Linked DNA regions of Mus musculus: regions 2 and 3 are each linked to region 1. A link is a loop called in an ENCODE intact Hi-C map of the cell type or tissue named here. Cell type or tissue: left cerebral cortex. All regions are shown on one strand.

Region 1 (8,000 bases):
CTAGAAAGTCTGAAGAGAATCATGTGGTTTTGTTTTTTTTTTTGTATGTTTTGGTCTTAAAATAACTCACTTTACCTCATAAGAAAGTGTAAGTCAGAAGCATAACTTAGGTGCGGCCCTGCGCGTCACCTGGCTGACGCTTGTGACTTTAGAGAATGTCCTTGCACCCGGTAAGGTTATTAACACTTCTCCTGAAAGGCTGAACTAACGTGCTTTACACACAACGCACGCTTTAAACTTCCTCATGAGGAGGTTAGAGTTTGAAAAGATTTACTGACTTACCATCCTCTGAGCTCGTTTGTAGAAGTTAATAGAATCTCATTCCAGAACTCAAGAGAATTTTATTTGAGCATGTTTTGCTCATAATATAAGAAAAATACTTTTTCATAATACAGCTAATGCAGCCTCTAAATGATTAATCTTTTCAGCGAATCTAATATGTAAAAAATGTAGATTCATAAATAGACAAATTTGGGTATTCTTTAGTCTGTGAAAGGGATGATTCACCTCATGTTCTTTAAATGACGACATGACATTAAAAATGTTATTTGCTTAAAAAAAGTTATTTGATATTCCAAAATTCAATTTTTCACTTAACATTTTTAGAATACTTGCATTGTGAAGGTGTACAAGACAGACAGACAGTATCTGGTATTTTGTATTCACATTGAGTTATGAATGTAAATGTCTGTTTTGTGCCAAGTTCTAGGTTAGGTACTGAGGATCTGAGTGATCCAATTCTCAGAGCATTTGCTGCTGCAGCTGGAACCACTAAACCTGGGCTGTGGACCTTGGCTTCTTGCTAACTGTGTGAGAAATAGGGGGGATCTTAACCTTTCTTTCTCTGTCATCTGTAAGAAGATGAGTGACTGTCCTTTTGCCTGAGGAGTAATTGAGATATCTAGCTTGATACTTGCATACAGTAAAACACGTCAAGGCTGCCCCAGTCACTCACACCTGTAACCCAGCTCTAGGAAGCTCAAGGTAGGAAGGCCATCAGGAGTTTGAGGCCAGCCTAGCCTACAGGGTAAGGCCCTGCCTCAAAACGAAACCAGACAACAAGAACTTAATGAATGTTACCTTTTTATTAGTAGTGCCTTATAAGTAGCACTTAAGATTTCAGAGAAACACTGGAACAAGCTTATTCGGTATTTTCATCTGTAGGCTGGGATAGAGTCATCTGCTTTTTATTATTTGAGGGCTTATGTTTCATTCATTCTTCATGCTACACAGACACATTTTACAGTACAGCAGAAAGCCATAAATACATATTTGTTTTTCATATTTTAAAGTTGGGTGCAAGAGTCATTGCATGGGCTAGGTCCAAATACAGGCAAATGTATGTGCAGGTCCTGGAAGTGTAGTAACAACCTTTGCCACCTTCCTTTAAGAGGTGAAGAGACACTGATGAGTTCTTTATACCATTTGCTTATGAGAGAAACTACACAGTCATTGAAACAGAACGGTCAGGGAAGCTTTGCTCTTGGCCTGTTAGAACAGATCAAGATATCTTAGAAAGATCCCTGTAAATGTTTTAGAAAACTAACAAATTTAAAACTAGACATTTTCTGCATACCTACAACACAACATTTAGGTGCTTGAATCTGTAAATACAGTTAATTTTTAATTTGCAAAGATGCACTTCCTGTCAACTACTAATGGTTGTAGATCAGTATGGTGCCTTATACTTTGAGGGCTTAAATCCAGATGTGAATATTCATTTAAAGAACTACATAAACATGCATCAGATTCCTTTGGTAGTTCATAACAACAGTAATAAACTTGGTTATGAGAAACTAAATTCCCTTGTGAAATCATGGGAAGCCTTTCTTGCAGATCTGAGACTGGCTCAGCTGCGTCTCCAGTGACACATTATGTCAGTGCGTCTTTATTATCTGCACTGAAATCTTGGGAGAGAAAAAACTTGACTCTGACATTAAATCACTACCAATTTTTTTTCATTACCAAGTCCAAATGCCAAGGAAAAGTCAGCCCCTAGTCTGGGGGGTATATAAACAGTTGAATAGCAGCCACTGGCAATTGTACAGTTTTTTTTTTTTAATTGTTTCAATAGTCCCTGTAAGTCCTGATTAAGCCATATATAGCTCATTAAGAAAATTTGATACATAAGGCAAAGCATTTTTTTTCTTAATGTGACATCTGAGAAAAGTATGTAGTTGACATTGAGTGTTGTTTTAGTATAAATTTTTGAAGGACTTTGTTTGCACAGTACCTTTAAAGGATTTATTTCTTTTAGTCTGTATAGGCAACTTTTATATTACCTTAGATTTTGTAAGTAAAAGTCAGTTATAGTTAATAATAATTAATAGTGAGCCTCATTCTAAATTTTATATGTAACCAAAATGTTATAATATATGATTAACTATTTAAACTCAGCCAAGATAATCAACAGGTTATTTGGTTTATTTAATAAGGTTGGATTATAGTTGTTAGTTTCCATGATTGCTTCCCTGCCTCCTTTTTTTTTCTTTTTGCTTTTTTTGAGATAGAGCCTCACATAGTAACCCTTGCTGGCCTCAAACATGTGTTAATCCTCCTGCCTCAACTGGAAGGATTCAAACATGAATCACCACTTCCAGCTTGTTTATTTTAAACTTAAGACAATTTGTTCTTAGAAACTATTAGGAATGATGTAGGTGAAGCCACAGGAGTGGTGCAGGTGCTCTTTGCAACATAAGTGGGCACTCACATTTAGAGTTTAGCTAGGAGAATAGTCCTTAAACAGCCATTCATAAAATAAAGTTTAAAATTTCTGTAAATGTTAGCATGAAATAGAAATAATCCGCACAACTTTGTGATTTTGAGGTTTAGCATCAGAACAGATATTTTAGTGTAGCAGAACGGAAATTGAGTAGTTGGTGGTGGTGACTTTGTTAGGTTTTAGTATGAAATTTTGAAGGACTTTTTTTTACATAAAAGATTTTAAAAGATCAGTAAAGTTCTTCTCTAAGAGTGTTGTTAAATAATGTTCATTTAACATTTTGAGCTTGAAAACTGAGCATAGAGTGATTGTGAAATAGGCTCTTCCGTTCGCACACCCTGCACTCAGCTGGGACCAGGCCACCCATGCTGTGCTGTACTGGAAAGTGGTGGCTAATTTCTGTCCCTTGCTGATCAGCAAGGCGCAATAGCCTGACAGTTAATTGCATGAATGCAGAATACCGTGCACAGTCATCAAGTGGTACTATTCGTTTTTAAAGTGACACATGTAACTTTTATTGCAATCATTAATACAAGCAGAGAAGCTAGCAATGCTTTTATTTATTTTTTATTGTTATCAAGCAGTTTCCTAGAAATTTTCAGCAAAATATCAATTTAGCCATAATTCTAGTATGAAATACAGGAGCTATAATAAAGCTTTTGGTGCCTGCTATTTTAAAAGTCAAATCAGTAGCTCGAATGTGTTTTACAGTCACATTTTGATTCACTGTTACCCCTGCTTTAGGTAGCTCTGTACATTTATTTTGCTCTCCATGTTTATTTTATAAACCAGTTCATCTTCTTCATGGATTTTTGCTCTTAAGTAGAAAAGATTTTGAATCGTATGTTGTTAGCATTTGCAGTAGTGAATGATAGATGAAGTACCCAAGACATTCTCATTGAAAGACAGCTTAAGGGAAAAAAAAAAAAAAATAAATAGCAAAAGCATTGTCTTTATTTACAGTTTAGAAGACCACAGCTTCACTGTCGGTGGAAATGTGATGGCAGAACACCCCAGAGAAGGACATCTTTAGTGATAGATTTACATACCGTTAGCTCACAGTACTTGCTTAGCAGCCGGGCTCTGGACTAGCTGGCTGGGCACGTTGTTTGGGATGCCTTTGATTCTGTGGCTTCTGAAGCTTGCTGGCTGCATGCTTGTTGCCTTTGTTCATGAGACAGGTAATTACTTGATAAAATGAAGTGCATCGCTGTGAACAATTGACCCTTTGGAGCAGTCCAGGCTAGTCAGCAGTCTAAACCCACATTTTAAAGCCATCATTATGGCCTCAAACTTAAGAGTTTCCAAGGTGCAGACAAAGGTGTTGTCTTCCTTTAGTACAAGTCGAGTGCCGTTCTCAGACTTGATGAAGTATTTAAATTGAATGATATTTGACGACACAGAGAACTCCTCTGGAAACCCATCCAGCCTGCTTTTGGATACCAGAACAATGCGAGATTTTATTTTTGATATGAAATCAGGAGCATTACAGAAGATTCTCAGTCCTTGTGAGCGATCGTGATTATCTGTTATTTCCAAGAAAGTAGTCTCTCGGGGGGTCAGCTGTTCTTTTTCCCACCTGGATTTCACCTCCTCTGCCAGCCCCTTGAGCTGGAAGAATTCTGCTTCTTGAGCAAGAAGTTGATTTTCTCGAAATCCTTCGGGTAGTAGAAGTTCTCCATTTCGTAGGAAGTTTAGGACATGCCTGAAGAGAAGCCCGTCCCTGTCTATGAAGTAATGGCCATCAGCATCGAATGGACAGAGGATTTTCCCATTTACGATACCTTCAAGGAAAGTGTCTGGGTACTTGGTCAGTGTCTGCTTTTGAGTAATATATAAATATCCACCAACGTTGAGGGTCATCAGCGTGGATTTGCAGTTCTTGCCTTGCTCGGCATCTTCCACGCTGTTGTGCCTCCCTTCGTACTCCCTTTCCTTTTCTCTTCTGATTATTTTACGCTCCATTTTCAAGATGCTATTTCAGCTTGTTCTTCTTGGCTTGGAGATTTTTTTTTCCTTTTAAAAAAGAAACACTACCACACAAGCACGCCTTTATTCCTTCCCAGCCTGGCGATGCAATGAAATGCTGGTAGCACCGCCTGCGCTGGCAGCTGGGTTTTGCAGTAGGTGGCGTGTCAGCTATGCATGCAGGAGCTTTCTGGAGTAAGACGGAAAAGAGAATTTGCATTTAACTGTATCAGGGAAGGGATTTGTTGCAAAAGGATTTCTATGTCTATTTTATGAGTAAAGGAGACGTATTCAGGGCAAATTGACTTTCCTCTAACAAACTGCCACTCCACTTTAATTCCCAGGTAAATAAGAATTTCTGTCCATTTCTAAAGGTCTAAGGCATTGCTTAGTGTAAGTCATTAGACTAATACTGAGTTACACTGTCACCTTTTGGAAATAGAATGTGTTGCACTGGTATTATTTCAAATAAATCATAATAGGAGTCCTAAGGTGAAAGAAACTAGCATATAGATTTTTTTCCTATAAAAGTATAGTGTTTGCAGTGTTGTAGACCCAGACAAAAGTATTTAGGCTTGCTGTTGTGACACTGAATTTGAATTTAGTTGAATTTGTATGTGTTTTGGATTTGGGTCTCTTTGTTAAATGAGAAGAAGTTTGCATAACTTCTTTTCATACAAGGTTGTTTATTTACTTATTTTTTTTACTAAAAAGTTGAAAAAAGTCATGTAGACTGGTTTTGTAGTATTCATTCACATTTTGTTAGTTACAATTTCCTGTAAGAAATCCATGAGCTCATTTTACCCTGCTTCAGTGCTGCAGAGAAGGCTATAGCCATGTAGCCATGTACATTCAGAGAGAAAGCTGATTCTACATGCCTACTCTGTTATAGTGTCGTGGGCAAGTTCGGGTTTACTTGTTGTCTCACAGAGAGTGACAGAATAGTGTGAGTTGAATGCATTCCTGTCCCTTCGTCTTTAAAAATGCCTTCCAGAGCATTTTAGGATTCTGAGCTTATACTTTTAGAATCAGAGCCCCAGATATAGAAATCTGGGTGTGTTTCCAGTATGCATTACTTGAGCAACCTGTCTACTAAATTACCCTGAGGAACTCTGTTGTAAGGGCTTGGCTTTTATATGAAAGTCACTTATATTTCTGTTGAGTTAATGTTATTTTAAAATTATGTATATCTTGTTAAAGGTATTAAAATAGTTTCTCTTTTTAAAATGCCCAACTTTTATTTTCTGTAAATAGGGTTACATTTTCATTAGATATTTTTAAACTATATATTCTTTAGCAGATAATAAATTAACATTAATACTGAGGTTTTCAAAAATGAATTGAAATTGGACTAGAAATCTAAGGCACAATCATTTTTTAGTGGAAAGATGAGATTCAGCTTCTTTACCAAAGATGAAATTTCGTTCCAGAGAGCTTTTAGTGTTTTACCTGGGTTTTGTAACTGCTTTGATAGAACCTCTCAGCCCTGTAGCATTTAAGGAGAATGTGCTCTGACATTCTGACAGAGGGTGTGTGTGTGTGTGTGTGTGTGTGTGTGTGTGTGTGTGTGTGTGTGTATTAGTGTTAGAATGAAGTTTGACTATGGGTGTGACTTATTTTAAGAACTGAATAGTTGTTGGTTGGAAGGTACCAGTTCAGAAATCAGGGAGTTTTTGTTACTATACAAGACTTCCCTTTTGTGTCTTGTCTGCTGTCTAGCATCTTAAGAAAGGAAACTGACATCTGATGCATGCCACCTCATCCATATCACTGCCATTTCAGCCACATGATTGCCTTCATGGAGTGCCAGCTTGGCTTGTGTGGACTCTTCTATTTATCTGTGATGGATGCTTATTGTAGGTAATCAGTTAGCTCTAAAACTATGTACTAGTGCTGGTGACAATATCAGAGACAGTTCCTGTTTATATGACTTTGTTTCCCTGCTTCACTACAGGGACAGAGTAGAATTAGGCAGTCCAGCAATTTCTATCACAGGAGGAGCCGAAGCCGTGCATCAAAGATTGACTGCTAGATGCCTTTGCCTCCAACTAAAGAGCATCTCATCTACTGTAGTCAGGGAGGCATCCTTGTGAAAAGGCCTGATTTCCTAAGAGTTGGAGCACACTTGAAATGGTAATACTTGCATGCACTTATCTGCAGCTCCCAAAAGTTGAGGCCAGAAGATCCTGAGTTTAAGGATATCCTAGGCTGTATAGTAATGTTCCATTTCAAAATAAATTAAAAAAAAAAAAAAACTCGGAAAACAACATAGAGAGATAACCTCTTAGACACCATAATCACGAACCTTATAAAAAGAGCCCTCCAGCAGCTTTGAGAATTTAAATCAGTCACTCATTTGAGTGTTTCCTATAGTTAAGCCCAATGCCTAACCAATTTGTGGGACTACTTCCCATTATGTGGTAGGTAATGCTCATCTACTGTCTGTAAAAGGCAGAATTTATTCAAGGCTAATAATGGAAGGAATTTCCATCTTTTCTACCAATGGGAAGTGATCAACATAGGACATAATTAAAATATATGCAGGTTCTGTATGTTGTAACATGAGAGGAAGCTCCCTCCTGATTGACAGCTACAGGAAGAGGCTAATGTCCCCAGACTCAGCAGATCCCTCTTCTGTGAGGTCCATTGCATTTCAGGGAACAGCAGTGGTTTTAGGAGCTTCCATTAACAGAAAGACACCTTGTCTTCACATTCTGTATCCCTGCCAGAACTTTTACTTATTTTCACATTTGCTTGTATTGCTCTCTCCTTTGAAATGGTGAGTTCCGTGACTTTAGAAAGAAAAGGTGAAAACAGCTAGGGCTGTCGATCTGTGCTTGACCGTCGGTTCCTCTGACCGTGGCTCCTATTCTGTTTCCAGGGTATTGATCTGTGCTTTGACTTCACTGCTTTTACAAGCCCAGTTTCTTATCTGCCGTGTCCCTTGTTTCTTCATAGTCCCTCTTCATAATGAGGGTTAAAGCATTGGCTGTGAGTGGCATTCATACTGCTTGATACTTACTCCCTATGAATATTTTATGTTAGCCTTTTTGTTTATTTAAAAATAAAACACCACTGAATAAAAAAATGTTCATGTGAGTTTAGTTCTGTTTGCATGCCAAGGTTAGTTGTGTTTGAAATACCAATTAGCATTGGCTGTTTCCTTGGGACAGACTAGTACTGACACAAGTACAGTGTCAGCTAACTGCCCACAGCATCACTCACACTCTGCAGAGGACCTGAATCTTCCTGGAACTCATGGGCACAATCCCTGGCCAGAAAAGCAAGTGAGTGAATGTGTCATTCATGC
Region 2 (8,000 bases), 87 kb after region 1:
CTTTGACTCCCGAATGCGGGATTAAAGGCGTGTGCCACCACACCCGGCTTGCATGCCCTGCTTTTTTTTTTTTTTTTTTTAATCTTTTCTTTTTTTTTTTTTTTTTTTTTTTTTTTTTTTTCCTTTTCGTTTTTCGAGACAGGGTTTCTCTGTGTAGCCCTGGCTGTCCTGGAACTCACTTTGTAGACCAGGCTGGCCTCGAACTCAGAAATCCGCCTGCCTCTGCCTCCCGAGTGCTGGGATTAAAGGTGTGCGCCACCACGCCCGGCTACATGCCCTGCTTTTTAACACAGCTTCTGGAGAGGGAATTCAGGTCCTCATACTTACATGGTGAGGACTTTATCGACTGAGCCATCTCCCCAGCCCCATTACAGTCTCTAAACCACTAGATCTTGCTGTTGGGAAGGGGTCACTTCGATATTTTCTGCTATTGAGCTGTTCTTATTCTGATTTTAATCTTTTCTTTTCTTTCTTTCTTTCTTTCTTTTTTTTTTTTTTTTTTGAGACAGGGTTTCTCTATGTAGTCCTGTCTGTCCTGGAACTCACTCCGTAGACCAGGCTGGCCTCGAACTCAGAAGAACTCAGAAATCCGCCTGTCTCTGCCTCCCAAGTGGTGGGATTAAAGGCGTGTGCCACTACCGCCAGGCTCTGATCTTAATCTTTATCCTCAAAAAACAACAACCAGCTCCCTCCATGATGTTAGTAAGCGTGATGCTTTTTCTATATGAAGGAATTGTGGATCTGTATGTCCGCTTGTGCAGGAGCCCTGCTGATCTCCGCGAGGTTCCCGGTTTAGGATAAACTGCCAGGCCCAGTGCAAACTTGGCCTTCTTGACACAGCATTCGACTGGCAAGCACCTTCCACTGAGGGTCACTGCGGTCCTGAAGCTGACTGCCTCCCCTCCCCCTTTCCCTCCCCCTCTCTCCTTCTCCCCTTTCCCTTTCCCTCCCCCTCTCTCCTCCCTTCTCCCTCTCCCTCCTCTCTCCTCTCCTCTCTCCCTCTCTCCCCCTCTCCCCCTCCCCTCTCCCCTCTCCCCCCCCTCCCTCTCAGAAGTGCTGCAGAGTCTCTATTGTGCTGGGATCCGCGGCACAGCTCTTTAATGCTTGAGCGCCACCTCAGCTGTCAGAAGTTAAGGCTCTCTGCTGAGTGATTGTCGGAGCCCTTCTCTTTGCTTTTAATATCGTGCAAGGTCACTCAGGTTAGAACTGAGTTCATCGCCTTTCTCCATTGTGGGGGGGCTTAGAACCTTGATTCCTTGAGAAAAAATAATATAAGAATTACCCCAGCTATCTTTCAGAGTTGGCCAGTGTCTGGTCATCCACGGAAAGACTTGAGTTATTTATTATACAGCAAAAGTGATGCAGACGTGGACTTGTGTTGATTTTCATTGTGCAGTATAACTCTCCGTGTGCTAGATGACATTAGCATGCAGAAAGAAACAAGGGGAATGTTCCCAGCCAAAGGCAGGCGACTTGTTCTTCTTAATACATTGTTGTCATGATCGAAGAATACATGTGCTTAATAATAATTGTGTTTTGCTACAGACAGGACTCACCAGGACTTTAAAGAGCACTTGTGGTTCTTACAGAGGATCTGAGTTCAATTCCCTGACCCGCAAGCGTTTGTACCAGTTCTAGGTATCTGATGTCTCCTTATGACCTCCAAGGGCATCAGGTACTCAAGTGGTACACAATATACATGCAGGCAAAACACATGCACATAAAATAAATTTTGATTTAAAAATTGCGGGGGGGGGGGGGCGGGGGGCGGCTGGAGAGATGGCTCAGCGGTTAAGAGCACTGACTGCTATCCCAAAGGTACTGAATTCAAATCCCAGCTACCACATGGTGGCTCACAACCATCCATAATGAGATCTGATGCCTTCTTCTGGGGTGTCTGAAGACAGCTACAGTGTACTTACATATAATAAATAATTTTTTTTTAAAAAGGGCATGCTCCCAACACAAATCTCTCCAAGAAATTGCTTCCTGAGCTGCTCTTCCAGAGGTCCTGAGTTCAATTCCCAGCAACCACATGGTGGCTCACAACCATCTGTAACAGGATCTGATGCCCTCTTCTGATGTGTCTGAAGACAGCTACAGCCTGGCAGTGGTGGCGCACGCCTTTAATCCCAGCACTTGGGAGGCAGAGGCAGGCAGATTTCTGAGTTTGAGGCCAGCCTGGTCTTCAGAGTGAGTTCCAGGACAGCCAGGGCTACACAGAGAAACCCTGTCTCAAAACAAACAAACAAACAAAAAAAGACAACTACAGTGTACTCATATAAATAAAATAAATAAATCTTTAAAAAAGAGAGAGAGAGAGAAAGAAAGAAAAAGAAAGAGAGGGAGAGAGAAGTCTCCTAGTCCACAGAAGGAGACTTTGTGCTCATAGGAACTAAATCTCTGGGATGCTGGTTTGTTTGTTTGTTGTTTTTTTTTTTCCTCTTTCTGTTTGTTTTATTTGGGAATTCACTGTGTAGCCCAGGCTTACCTCAATCTCAGCAATCCTGCTTCCGCTTGGGGAATTGCTGGAGCTATCCCAGAAGTGGCTGTGCTAGCCCAGTCAGTAACATGATTACAGATGATACCTCACTGAAAGCTAAAAGGGAGATCCAAGCTGACACCACCCTAGGTCCTGACCTACAAAACTCACAGATGGTGTTTGTTGTTTCCTAGACTACCGTTGAGGGTTATTTTGTAACAGTAATATATAATTAATACAGTGAGTCATGCTAGACGAGAGGCAAGCAATTAGCATATATTTCAAAATAAAAGCTACCTACTTTGAATTCTTTTTACTTTCTTACTCACATGGGGTGTGTGTGTGTGTGTGTGTGTGTGTGTGTGTGTGGTGTGTGTGTGTGTGGTGTGTGTGTGTGTGTAGTGTGTTCACTGGGGATGCAGGTACCATGGTATATGTATGTAGGTCAGACAATTTATAACTTTCAGAATCAGTTTTCTCTCTGTGAGTTCAGGATGAACTAAGTTGTAAAGCTTGGTGGCAAGTACCTTTGCCTCTCTCTCTCTCTCTCTCTTTCTCTCTCTCTCTCTCCCTCTCTCTTCCTTTCTTGTGTGCACAGGCCCATGTGACATGGCATAGGTGTGGAGGTCAGAAGACAGCCCTCTGGAGTCACTACTTCTCTCCTGTCACCTCCTGTCACCAGGGATGGAACTCAGGCAGTCAGTTCTCTGGGCCGGCCTCTATCCACTGGCCCCTTCTCTGCCTCTAGTCAGATTTTTTTTTTTTTTTCTTTGCAACACATGCTTACTTGGGGTATATTTCGCTCACTGCTCTCCTCTGTGGATACACACCCCCACACTCGGGGTTGCTCGCGTCATTCATGGTTGCATGGTTTGTAGCTGGTCGTTGCTTAAGGACCCCAGGAGCAGGACAAATTGAGAGGGTGGGCTGAGCACTTAGTTATCCACTAAGCAACAGCAAACTAGACCTAAAAACAAAGTCAAGAATTTGAAATCCAACCATGAGCGCCTCTCCATCGTCCAGTTCCAGCGAGCCTCAGCTTCTCCGCCCCGCCCCGCCCTGCTCCCCTTCCCCTGTCTCAGGGTCCTTTTCAGCCTCCAGCCCTGAAATCTTCCCGTCCAAGCCTCTTTGTGCTTCAATTTACCTTGGATTCTTCAGGTAGCAAGCGAGCTCCCTCTGCTGGCCGTCTAATGAAACACATCATCCAAACTGACAGGGCCCGCCCTTTGAAACAGAGGATGCTCATACAGAGTTGAGTGCTGGGATTAAAGGCGTGCGCCACCACGCCCGGCGAAATGTTTTTTCTTACACACAGAGTACATGCAGCAGCTAGAAGTATGGTATCCAAAAAGGGAAAAACAGCCACTTACTGTACTGTTTTGCTCAGTTACAGACATTTTGTCATTCCTTGCCACGTTTATCTAGATACAGATAGAGTGCAAACCACCGGTTATTATTAGTTGTTCTGATTTTAATAAGCTGCCTTATTGCCCAGTTTAATTCTCCTAGAAAGCCTCGGAGAAGGGATTGTGAAGTTTGTTAGATTTTGCGTGAGAGCTGGAATACCAGAGTTGACTCATCTCTTACTTTTCTATGTTTGTTCTTGTCAGAACCCCTGGGACGTGGTTTCAGGTAGTAAGTCTCAATTTGTTCACCCTCTCGTCTAGAACCCCCCACAATTGTATCGTGGCTGCCTTCCTCCTTCCTTTGGGGAAAGAAAGAGCAGCAGTGAGACAGCCACAGGAGGCACTATGGGGTAATAGCAGATGTGTGTACAAGGGGTTTTAGACAAAGAGTTCTGGGTGGCGCCTATATGGTTAGGGCGCTGAGTTCTTAAGTCTCTACAAAGAATAAATTCAAGAGAAACCCATACTAACCACTTTGACTATTTTGAATACCTATATAAATAAATTAGCAACAGACTTAGACCAAACATAAAGGTCCCAACAGATCCACTTTCCTTCCCAGGGGAATGTTTGGTATCTTTCTGCTTATAGAAGCGAGACAGCCTTCCCCTCCACTTAGCCACCACGCATTTCAGCGATGAGATGCAGCCGAAGCCATTTGCCTCCTACCACCTGCCTTCGATTGTAAGTTTTCACCTGGATGGCTTTTAGCAACATCGAGTAACAGCATTGAGTTCCATTGCTAAGCAATGGGCCAGGCCTGGGCTCCCCCAGCCACAGTGGGTCGGGCTCCCGATTCACAAAGGAACTTCACTGTACCAAGAAGAGGCTCTTTCGATTTCCCTTGGCCTCTTTCCTTCTTTCCCCCAGCCCCTCCCAATGTGGACACGCTGACATTTTCATCCATCTCAGAACCACTTGGCTCAGCAGGCGCCCTCTTCCAAGCAACTCTCCATCACTCAACTCGAGAGAGGCCAGAAGGCGGCCTTTAAGCCCTGAGTGCTGCGAACCACAAATAGTCTTTTAGGATCCATTTCTCTCTCCTCCAGGCCAAAGCCAGCTTGTTTATGAAATAGCTGCCACCGCAGTGGCCCACTCTCTGTCATCAGGCAGTACCGCTTCTTGCCGTCCCCGGAAAAACGCTAGTAGAGGAGGAGGAGATGGATAATGTCAAGCCGATGAGTTGCCTCCCCACCCACCCAGGCTCATGGGGAAAGCTAGAAGGATGGAGGAGGCTCCCGGGTCTGACAGCGTTCTTTTTGAGTTTGGGTTTTTGAAATGTAGCTCAGTCTCCAGGACCAGGGAGGGCACCGGGGGCACCTGGCTGCGGACCTGCCCCTCCACTCTCCACAGCCTGGCAGAATTTCTAAAGACCAGAGACTTAAAGCCGGGGGGCGGGGGCAGGGAACCGGGCCCCCACACAATAACCTCTTTTCCCTACTAGCCCTCTGGGCCTGAGCTCAATAGTGATCTGAGCTTTCTCTAGAGTGACCATGCCACAAGTCACTTCCTAGCCCATGGGTGTTCAGCATGTTTCCCAGCAGCTGTGACACAGGACCCCAAAAGGCAGACTGGAGACGTCCTTAGAATTGCCCTAGCCTGGTCCATTCCAATTAACAAGTTGCTGTGATGAACACCGTAAACAAAAGAAAGCATCTTGTGTGTTGGGGGTGGGGGGTGGGGTATGTCATCTTACAGCCCTTGGATGGCGCCATCACTGAAGGAACGTAGAGCAGGCACTGATGCAGATATCGTGGAGGCGTGCTACTTTCTGGCTTGCTCAGGACTCAGGACCAGTGGGACGACCCTCCCACATCAACCATTAATCAAGAAGATGCCCCTACAGACTTGCCTACAGGCCAATCCAAGGGAGGCTTTTTCTCAATGAAGGTTCCCTCTTCCTAGATGACTCTAGTTTGTGTCACAATGACAAATGGCTAACCAGCACAGGAGATCAGTGGTGAACCTTTTTTTTTTGGGGGGGGGGAGGGCTGGTTTAATTGGAGAGTTAAGTCCTGAGTGGGTGGCCTTGAAGGTAGCCTAACTCCACCTCTTCCTCCCTTTGCTGCCAGGCCACCGTGAACGGGCATCTTGTTAGGCCATGTGCACTTGCCCTGATGTGTTGTCTCACTACAGGCCCAGAACAGTAGGCAGCCAAACTGAGAACCTGCTCCTCCTTCTATCTCTGTGCCTCGATCCTTCCGTGTGGAAGAGGAATTTTCACTCTGTGGAAATCTACGTTAGAAATACATTCAGCTGGGTTTCTATGAGTTCAGGGCCATCCTGGTCTACAGAGCAAGTTCCAGGACAGCCAAGGCTACGTAGAGAAACCCTGTCTTGAAGAAATCAAAAAGAAAAAAAAAAGAAAGAAAAGAAAAAAGCAATGTGTACTTTTTAAACACTGGGCGCACAGCCAGGATCTGCGAGGAAACCATGAACTTGGGTTTTTGAGCAATCGCCAGCTGCTGAGATGATGTGGAACCTTCCAGATGGACTGGCCGCAGGTTGCATTGTGAAATAGGAATGAGCTTCTTGCAGGGCAGGTGTGATGTTATGGTTTAAGTAGATGTTTGGCTGTCACACTTGACTTGAGGGGCAGACAACGGTGCTTAATCTTGATTGTCGACTCCATCGGGCTGAGAGATGCCTCCAAGTGCGGTGAAGTGTACGTCCGTCCGTCTGCTGGGTTTCCGGGAAGGATCAACTGAAAGAAGGTGGGGAGCGACACCCTCAGAGTGGGATGCACTGTGCCCACATACCCCAACCCGAGAATCCCAGCACTTGGGAGGCAGAGGCAAGTGGATTTCTGAGTTCGAGGCCAGCCTGGTCTACAGAGTGAGTTCCAGGACAGCCAGGGCTACACAGAGAAACCCTGTCTCAAAAAACCAAAAAAAAAAAAAAAAAGAGTGAGAAACCCAACAGCAGGCACAGGCTCCTGTCGCCTCACTCTTGGCTATGCCGAAGCCTCCTACCACAAAGGACTAAAACCTTGAGCCAGAACACAGCTTCCTTCCCTTAACCTGTTTTGCTCAAGTATTTTTTCACAGCAACAAAAGGCTACCTAACACTAAGTTCAAGACTGTATGATTTGGAATGAGAAAATAAATCACACACAAATACACACACACAAAAAGGTCAAGGTTTTAAAATCCTAATTGTGCTGCTGGTTTTTGTCAACTTCACACAAACCTAGACCCTGATAGAGAAACAAACCCAACCCCCAACCCCCCATCAGATTGCCCGTGGGTCCCTAGGGCATTTTCATGATGTGGGAGGGCCCAGCCCACTGTGGGCGATCCCATCCCTAGGCAGGTGGTCCTGGGTTGTGTAATAAAAGCAAGCTAAGCAATTCAGGAGGAGCAAGCCATAGCACCATTCTTCCATGGTCTCTCTCTGAGTTCCTGACCTTAATTCCTGCCCTGTGGACCTCCTCTGACGACAGACTGCGTAGTGAAGGAAGAAGCCAAAGCCATCCTTCCCTCCCCAACTCTCTTTTGGTCGTGTACGTTTTCACAGCATTGGAAACCCTCACAAAGACACTGACATACTCCAAAACAAACCAAAAAACATGATGTTTTTTTATGAATTGTCTGCCATATCTCAAATTTTCTAATTAAGTCACAAGCCACTTGGCCACCTCTTTTATTCTATAGATATTTACAAAAGCATCTGAACTCTGTAAGAGAAAGTCTACCATCTCCTAAAAGCTGTAAAGATCTGCCAATCCTGGGCCTCCATCCTAGTATCCCGACAAACAACCTTGGAGCAGTTTCACGTAGAGATTTGCCCATAGGAAGCGCTGGATGTTTCTGCACGCTGGCTTCTGGAACATGTGCTTTATAACGTGTTTTCCCACCACTATTGCACACTTCCTTTACTGGGCACTGGAAATTTTATCTTTTAAGTTACAAGTCACACTGTTCTATGCGAACGGTCACAGTGGACAGGAGAGTTTCTGGGAGTCATTTGTGCAATCATGCAAATGACTGGAAACAATGGAACTGGGTGCTGTTAAACTCAAATAAGAGAGGGGAGAGATGGCTCGGCAGTTAACAGTGCTGGTTATTTAATTATTTAAAAACAAAAAACAAACAAACAAACAAACAAAAAAA
Region 3 (8,000 bases), 450 kb before region 1:
CCGTCTGAGGACTGCTTCCGTTGGTTACTGCAGACAATTGCTTCCCAGTGCTTCCCTGGAACACAGCTCTACCCCAGTGACTCCTGACCCGCCTTGACCTCAGTCACTACGCATCTGTTTAGGAAACTGCTCTGCACTCTCACACTGGGATTCACTCTACGGATAAAAACCAGTGTGCAGTATCCTCTGACTTAACTGTGGACAGCAGGTCTTCCCAGGCCTGCCATCTCCCTACCAACAGGAGGAAAAACAAAGGAGGAAGCCCTCCCAGGAGCTCACAGACAGTAATTAAGAAAACCTTCCCAGGTTTGTTACCAGTGTGTGGTAATGTCATGTCTCTATGTCATCTGTCTTTCACATCTTAGGTTGACATCTGTATTATATAGTTATTTTAACAAGGAACTTCACTCAGTTCACACCCTTTTGGTTTAGGAAACAAAAAAATTAGAGTAAATAGTTCCTTAAACTAAAATTACAGGTGAGGATCAGAATGATAAAGATAAAATTAAAGGTTGAACAATAGTTATAATTGCACGAAACAGTCCATCTTGTGAGGTACTTTTGTAGGAGGGTAAGGACTACATTTAGTTAGTAACAAAATTTAAGTATATGACTATTAGAAAAACAAAAAAACTAAAAAAGTATTTTCACCTGTTTCAATGTTAAATGACTTGGGAAAAAAATAGTGAAAACTTCACCAGAACACATGGCCTTGTTTTCTCTTTATAAAACTCTTTTGCAACATTTTCAGTTTTTCAAAGTAAACCCACAAATATACAAATAGAATATAAATGTTTCAACTAGAATAGTTGAAAGTTTAATGTCAAATATCTCAAAAAAAAAATCCTAAAATAATTAACTATCTTAAATGTTTTTTCAAAACTTCAGTGAAAAAGAAGTCTTTTTACAACTACTATACTTCTCTGTTTATATATACTGGCAAACTTGCAAAAAGAACTTTCCTTTTTTTAAAAAAAAAAAAAAGAAAGAATCTTAAAGTAATATAAAATCAAAGTTCACAGTCTGACTCACAAGTGTGATTTAGCATATTATTTCCAGCATAATTGGAAAAAAAAAAAATGCTGGCCTAATACTGCCTTTTAGCCTGTCTGTCTTTTGGCGAGAAGAGAAAACAGGTGGGACAGATAACCAGTATAAAATCAGCCCTTGTAAGACTGACCTCACTCTTTAAAATGGCTACCACTTTTATCTACTATCAGAAGACAAGACTGTACAGCATTACTGACTACCAAGGATAAATGTAGGTATTCTGCCCTTGGAAAATACGCTTTAAGGCGCACATTCCTCTTCTGTTCCGACAGAGTTTACAGAAGCTAACAACAGTCTGAGGGCAGCCTATATCACCCAGATTAGGTCATCTTTCCCACAGTGCCTTAGGAGGGCAAGCAGGTAACTGTATCTTTCACAGCGTGAGATCAAACATACTAGGAAAGAAAAGGGCTGTACCGCAAGAACAGACGTGGCAACCACACCCCCAACAAGAAATCACCATAAAGATTCTAGTAGCTCCAAAGAATAGCTTTAACTATTTCGTGGGGTAACAAAAGGTAAGCCGCTTTTCATAATCTTCTCAAAAGCACTTTATAACTAATAAAAGCTACCTGGTAGCCCCAAGTCTATTTGGCATATACACTTACACTTTATAACTACCGTGAACATTACTGTCATAACCTAGTCTGCCTCCCAACCACTCTGAAACCATTCCGTGACATTCTTCCTCTGGGAAACTTACCATGAATATGCACTTCTCACATGCAAACGAAAAGGTGTAGGTATATATACATATGTATATATGTATATGTGTGTATATATGTACATATATATGTGTGTATATATATATCTTCAGACTAACTGCACCCACACGTATTGTATTGCTACTTGAGAGATTAACTTGGAACTGCCCGATGGCTGCAGAAGCACGTGATCTTACCTCTCGTCCTCGCCATCCACCAGGGGTGTTGTCAGCGGTAGCACCTTCAACGGGAAGAGAGAAGCAGGGGCTGCTAGGCTGCTGCTACTCCCATCTGAAACTGCTGACATTCCCCCACTGTCACCACTCATAGTCTGAGGTAAGCCGCCTAAGGAGGGCTCCGCTGGGCGCCTGGCATCTTCCATTTGGCTTCCAATGGCCTGAGCTAATGATTGTGTAGAGAACTGAGTAGAACTTAGTGGTATCTGTTGTGCCAAAGGCAAATTTATGTTAGTGGCTATCAAGGGAGATTGACTAACACTTTGAACCAAACTGCCATTTTGGGTGGCTGGGGGTTGTGCTATATTCTGTGGTGGAACTAAGTTTGTTGGGACAGAAGGCATTCCAGAAGGAGCGGCTGAACTAACCTGATTTGTAACAGAAATAGTGCTAGCAGAGGGCAGAGGACTGCCTGTGGGCAACTGCTGGGAAACAACCCCTTGGGCCACGGTTTCTACTCCCTGTGGCTGGGGAGGCACAGTTACCAAGGTACTCTGGGGTGCAATGACCAATTGTTGTGGAAGGCTTGAAGCACGGGTTTGAACTCCCTGATGAATGATCCCGGTTGGAGCAGGTAGGACTACTTGTGAAGATGGAGGAGCACCTTGCTGAATAACTGAAGGTGTAACTTGGGTAGAGGGCTGCTGTACTGCAGTGGGTATGTTTGCCTGTTGACCGATACTTGCAATCTGACCGCCAGTTGGTACAGTGGACACTGCTGTTTGAGCCTGGCCAATGGGCTGCCCAGCCGCCCCTGCAGGTTGTGTTTGTACTGCTGTGGGCTGCCCTGGCAGCTGGATCCCCTGTGCCTGAGCCACAGGAATCACTGATATTCCTGCCCCCGTGCCCGTGGAACTGGACTGCCCAGAGGACAATGCTGCTTGAAATATTGGCTGCTGCTGCTGCTGCACATACTCTGAAGTTGGATTTTGAGTCACTGGCTGGCCATGGCCTGGGGCTATCTGCGCAGGAACCATTGGTTGCTGCTGCCCATATTGTAACTGCTGGGGTGGTGCCCCTGGAAGAGGAGTTTGCACGGGAGGAGCTGTCTGAGAATATGGCAGCTGCGGTTGAGCCAGGCTGGAAACAGAAGGCTGCTGACCTACAGCCGCCGTGATGCCGACCACGCTGACAGGGGAAGGCTGGATACCAGTTGCGGCACTCATGGTGGCTTGCAGAGGGACAGGCTGAAGAGTCTGCTTCTGCTGAAAGCTCAACTCTTGAGGCTGTAACTGTACTTGTGACATCTGTGACTGAGAAATACTCTGTGGCATACTAACCGCCGCAATACTCTGTGGAGCAGGGCTACTGAACTCTAGCTGTTGGAGAGCCACACCTTGAAGACCTGGAGGCGCTGGTGGTAGCGGCGGCTGCTGCGGCGCCACCACAGCCGGGGCTCCCATCATCTCTCCACTTCCCACACTCTCCGTGTAGTGACTCAGTGTGCTCACACTACTGCTCACAGAACTCCCACTAGTGCTCTCCCTCTCCGAGGACGATGCTTCCGTGGGGGTTTGCTTCACCGTCTCCACCACTTTATTGACGGCCACGCCTTCTGTAGCTGGCACAGCGTTTTCCTTCTCATAGAATTCTGTGCAAGTCCATCGACCTTTTTTAAAGGGTTCAGAAGTAGAGTCTAACTTCACAACCCTGAACCTCGATGTGTTAACTGTTGGTTGCTGCTGCTGCTGCTGCTGCTGCTGACTGGAAACCACTCCCACAGTGATACCTGCAGCTGCATTAAGGACACTGTTAGCAACAGGAGAGGAAGAAACGGTACCATTGCCCATGCCACTCAAGATACTCGAATTAACAACACTGGTAACTCCAGGCCCACCACTTATGCTAGCAGCATTAGGGATATTGCTTGTATTTATATTAGCATTACCATGCACGCTGTTCGTCACACTGGGACTGAAACTACCCACAGCAGCAATGTTAACATTATTCGTAGCGCTCGTGCCAGTAACCGAATTTATACCTAGGCTTCCTGTAGTACTTGGAGTACGGATGTTCGTCATCACTGATGCTGGTAAGCCACTCGATGGTACTGCAGGAGGAGGTGCGACTGGCACACCACCATCAGAACTTCCAGTTGTAGAGAGTTTCCTGGACACTGGGCTCGAGGGTGGCCCTCCGGGAATGGATGGACCGGCCACAGCAGCATGTGATGAATGATGGTGCCCATGGTGAAGGTGGTGCCCATGATGAGGGTGATGGTGATGATGGAGGTGGTGGGGATGGGCATTCCCATTGATCACAACGTTCTGTTGTGGAAGGTGAGGCAAATGAGGCTGAGGAAGGTGGGGCTGGTTAGGAGAGACTGCCCCAGGTGTCTCAGCTTCCTGGAAGTTATTCAGAGTCTCCTCTGAGGAGCTTCGTTCAGGCTCACCTAAGTCAGTGGCCCTGGAAAGGGAGACGTCGAGGATCTCGGAAGAGGAGAGATCTTCCGTGTGCGACTCATCCAGATCGTCGTAGCTCTCGGTGTCCTCCGCGATGCTGTTGTTGGAGCTGATGCTGGCAGAGATCTGAGCCGGAGTAACGCTAGTTATCTGGAAGCCACTTTTCTTTTTCATCTGAGTTCCGCCTGGCGCAAGAGGCTGTCCCTGCAGCTGAGCCTGCGAGAGGAGGTTCAGGCTTTGTGGAGGCGGAGGCTGGGGTCCCTGCGTGGAAGATGCAGCAGGAGGCGGCGGCTGGAGCAGCGAAGGAGGAGGAAAATCTTCAGAAGATGGAGCAGCACCACTGACGCCCGTACCTGCTGCATTGAGAGCAGAGGCGCTGCCACCACCGCTGCCCCTTCGAGGGAACATTGCCGGGTGCGCCATCTTCCTAGCACTAATGTCTGCAGCAGCGGCCGCCGCGGCGGTGGACTCCGGCGGCTGGTGCATTGTGCTGGGTACCGGGGGGCGGAGGAGGCAAGTGCAATTTCCTTCTGCACCGTAATCTTTGTATGGAGAAGCCGGAGAGACGAACAGGACCTGAAGCTCCGCCCGACGCGATCCCTCCTCCTCCTCCTCCTCTGCCGAAGGCGCCGGCTGCTCGTGCCTTCGAGGGCTAACTTCGGGAAGGGAGGATGAACCGGGTGAACCAGGTGGCTGGGGAACCGAAGGGGGACCCCTTCAGTCCTTCGCCATTCACTTCCCCCTCCAGTCACACACCCCCCTTTATATTCCGCTTCACGTGGGGTGCGGGGCGGGAGGGAGGGGAGCCCAGGAGGGGGCGGGGGAGGCGAGGAGAAGCGAGAAATGCCCACCTTCTTTGGCCAACTCCGGAGCCAGCTCAACCCCCTCCTCCCGCGGCGACGGCCGCTGCAAAAGCCCCTCCGCTCGTCCTGCACCGAGGCAGCGCGGAGCGAGCGGTCGCCCCGGCCCTCGCCACCCCCGGCGCCGCGGCCGCCGGCGAGCCCTGAGCTCAGCGTCGCTCCAACCTCCCCTGCCGGCGCGGCCGGCCCCGCTCGGGCCTCCCCCCACGGCCCGCGGCCCCTCTCAAACCCCCTGGGCTCGCGACGGCTGCTCCGGGAGGAAAGGCTGGCCGCGGCTGGGGCCCGGGCGGCGCGGCTGCGAGCGGGGCGGTGGCGGGGCGCCCGGTACGGTGAGCCCAGCAACGAGGCGCGGGCGGGCGCGCAGAGACGCCGGATCCTCGCGGAGCGCGGCCGGGGCGCGGCGGCGGCGGCGGTGGCGGCAGCAGCAGCGGGAGCCCAGGGACCGCTCCATCACTGGCAGCCATGGAGCCCGAGCATTTTCCTCCCTCGGGGCAGGCGCTCGGCTCGCCACACGTCCTCGGAGAGGAAGGGCGCCGGCGCCCGGGCTGCTCCGGCGGGCGGCGGGACGTGCGCGGGAGCGGAGGGGCGAGCTCGCGTCCTCTTCTCGGCCCGCCGGCTGGTTCGGCACCGAGCTGCTCCCGCGACCGGGAGGGAGGGAGAGAGGGAGGGAGGGGGCCGCGGGCGGCGGTGGCTCCTTTTCGCGGCGGTGGCGGCCAGACGGGGCTGGTGCAGCGGCTGCAGCCGACGCCGTTCAAAGAAATGAGAGGTGGGGTTGGTCGGTGGCGGCGCGGGGCGGGGGAGTGGGAGGGCGTCGGGCGAGGAGGGGGCTGTGATGGTTGTTACTAGTGCTCTTCTCGGGCTGCTCCGTATCCCCTGGTCTCTCGCGGCATCAAGAGAGGAGGGACCAGCGCCCCAGCGCGAGAGGAGGAGGGTCGAGCTCTGACCGAGGAGAAGGAGGAGGAGGAGGTGGCAGGGGGGAGGGGTCGTGGAGGAGAGGAGGGAAGATGGCGTCTGCGCGTGCGCGCCGGCGCTGCAGACATAAAGCCGGGTCTGACCAGGGGAGGTGGCCTGTCTTCGGTCCGCGCCGAGCTCTCGGCTCCGTCTCCCACGGAAATTACCGAAGGCCGGCGGAGTCGCCGACGCCGGAGGGCGGTGGGGGGTGGGGCACTCGGGCGCGCGAGCGAGCGAATCCGGGTCGCGTGGAGAGGCTGGGGTGGGGCTGGGAGGGGGGGGGGGAACCACGCCGCGCGCGTGCGCGCAGGTTAGGCGTGTCCGCTGCTGTCTCCCACGCGGACCCCGGCGGCGAGGCGGGTGCGGAGCGCTAGGTCTCGGGTGTGCGCGCCCTGGGGCGGTGGCTCCCCCGCCCCGGCCTGCGGAACGGGTAATGAGGCTTTTCTCCTCAGCAACAGCAGCATCACGAGTTGCAGCTCCCAGGAGCCCTCCGCTGCTGCCACGACATGAGTCAGGCTTTCTTCCTCGGCGCGTGGCGGAACCCTCCTCCTCCTCCTTCTCCAAGCAGCAACCTGGCCTCCCCCTCGACCCGCACCGCCCTCGCCCCTTCCGGGGATGCCCCGATAGAATCGGGTGTCTTCCCCCACAGCAGTGGTACCTTTTGTGCAGAGCGGTGGTAGTTGCCACGCGGTCCCTCGCCCTTCGACGGGCAGGGTCGAGACTGCTAGCATGTGGCACGGATGTTTGCAGGGAATCTCCCAAGCCCCTCCAAGGGAAGGCTCTTACAAAAGGGAGTGATCCTTGCTGTCCTTCCTTATCGGGTGGGAAGAAGCTAGCCGGCCCTGCCAGCTAACCAACCAACAGGTGGAGCTTCCCTCCAGCCATTTATTGTCTTTGTGTCCTTGCTGTGGCCCTTAGAGAGGTAAAAGGTTAGGGCTTGGTTTTAGTGGAATTTAAAGGAAATTTGTAAAGAATGCCTTTTAGGGCTAGAAAAGCAAAAAGACTGGTAAAGTGCCCCCCCCCTTTTTTCTTTTTAACTAAAACTAGATTTCATGGATTTAGGTAGGTTTGCTTGGAGACAATTTTCTGTTAGCTGCCTCCGAAGTATTACATGTCAAAACCTCTCAAAGCAGGGCTTTGCTTCTAACCAAGAATGTAAATCTCACCCAGGAAATTTTTTAAGCTGAGGTGAAAAGGGTTGTTTGAGAGCGGTTTGTTTCTGTTCTAGTTTAGGTTTCAGGGATACAAATTGATCAGAAGAGAGACCTCTGACTCGGGAAATCACCAATTTCGTTTCTGAAGGATAACACCCAACAAACAGAAAACCAAAAACTGTTACCAGCAGTTTAACACCCCTCATTCTGTACATTAAGAGTTTGAATGTCACCTATATACTGTTGACATCTTGGCATCCTTTATCTGGTCTGTACCAAACTCTCACACGTGCCACCTCATACATGTCCCCTACAAAACAGGTGAAATTCACATTATTTTGATTTTTTTAAATGAGTTGAGGGTCTCAATAGAGATGGAAGAGTAACCTTCAACTCACTGTACCCCGCCTTTAGGTTCTGGAGCGTTGTAATTACAAGCCTTCACCAGCCTGTCCACTTCCTAATATAGAATTCTCTGCTAGGTAAAAAGTATGTGCTCACAAATTCTGGAAGTAATAGATTATGATAAGTCATTTTGAAAAACATAAAACTGCATTGTGCCTCAGTATGTTAATACCTGTACTTTCAAACAACTGAAGCCATTTGAGTATTTTACAAATTTAATCATTTCACTGGGTATGGT

What was found. Hi-C counts contacts between places; a loop is a spot of excess contacts. Peaks named below come from ENCODE experiments on the same cell type or tissue, not always from the same donor. Only the 100,000 strongest peaks of a DNase experiment are listed, where the experiment ranks them.
Region 2: a loop joins it to region 1, with 7 times the contacts of the local background. A loop is called at or near these places in 6 of 42 quality-filtered maps.
Region 3: a loop joins it to region 1, with 4 times the contacts of the local background. A loop is called at or near these places in 2 of 42 quality-filtered maps.

The regions. Positions count from the first base shown.
Region 1 is chr14:75,959,278-75,967,277 of GRCm38, reverse strand. All of the region lies in intron 4 of Gtf2f2 (general transcription factor IIF, polypeptide 2), which reads left to right. It overlaps Kctd4 (potassium channel tetramerisation domain containing 4), which reads right to left. Exons shown (of 2, transcript NM_026214.3): 2 at 2,061-4,880. The coding sequence starts at 4,687. The coding sequence ends at 3,908. Among named protein-coding and RNA genes, the nearest start is that of Kctd4, 8.3 kb to the right of the region's middle. In left cerebral cortex, a CTCF peak has its summit at 4,847; DNase peaks (open chromatin) are centred at 1,799, 3,105, 3,945, 4,811 and 2 more places; H3K4me3 peaks cover 5,027 bases; H3K27ac peaks cover 5,328 bases.
Region 2 is chr14:75,872,166-75,880,165 of GRCm38, reverse strand. No RefSeq gene overlaps it. Among named protein-coding and RNA genes, the nearest start is that of Gm52138, 15 kb to the left of the region's middle. In left cerebral cortex, a CTCF peak has its summit at 3,674 (motif pointing left); DNase peaks (open chromatin) are centred at 3,675, 4,125 and 5,028; H3K27ac peaks cover 174 bases.
Region 3 is chr14:76,412,961-76,420,960 of GRCm38, reverse strand. It overlaps Tsc22d1 (TSC22 domain family, member 1), which reads right to left and starts at 5,140. Exons shown (of 3, transcript NM_207652.3): 1 at 1,952-5,140. The coding sequence starts at 4,878. In left cerebral cortex, a CTCF peak has its summit at 4,577; DNase peaks (open chromatin) are centred at 3,466, 4,013, 4,825, 6,311 and 1 more place; H3K4me3 peaks cover 6,680 bases; H3K27ac peaks cover 3,378 bases.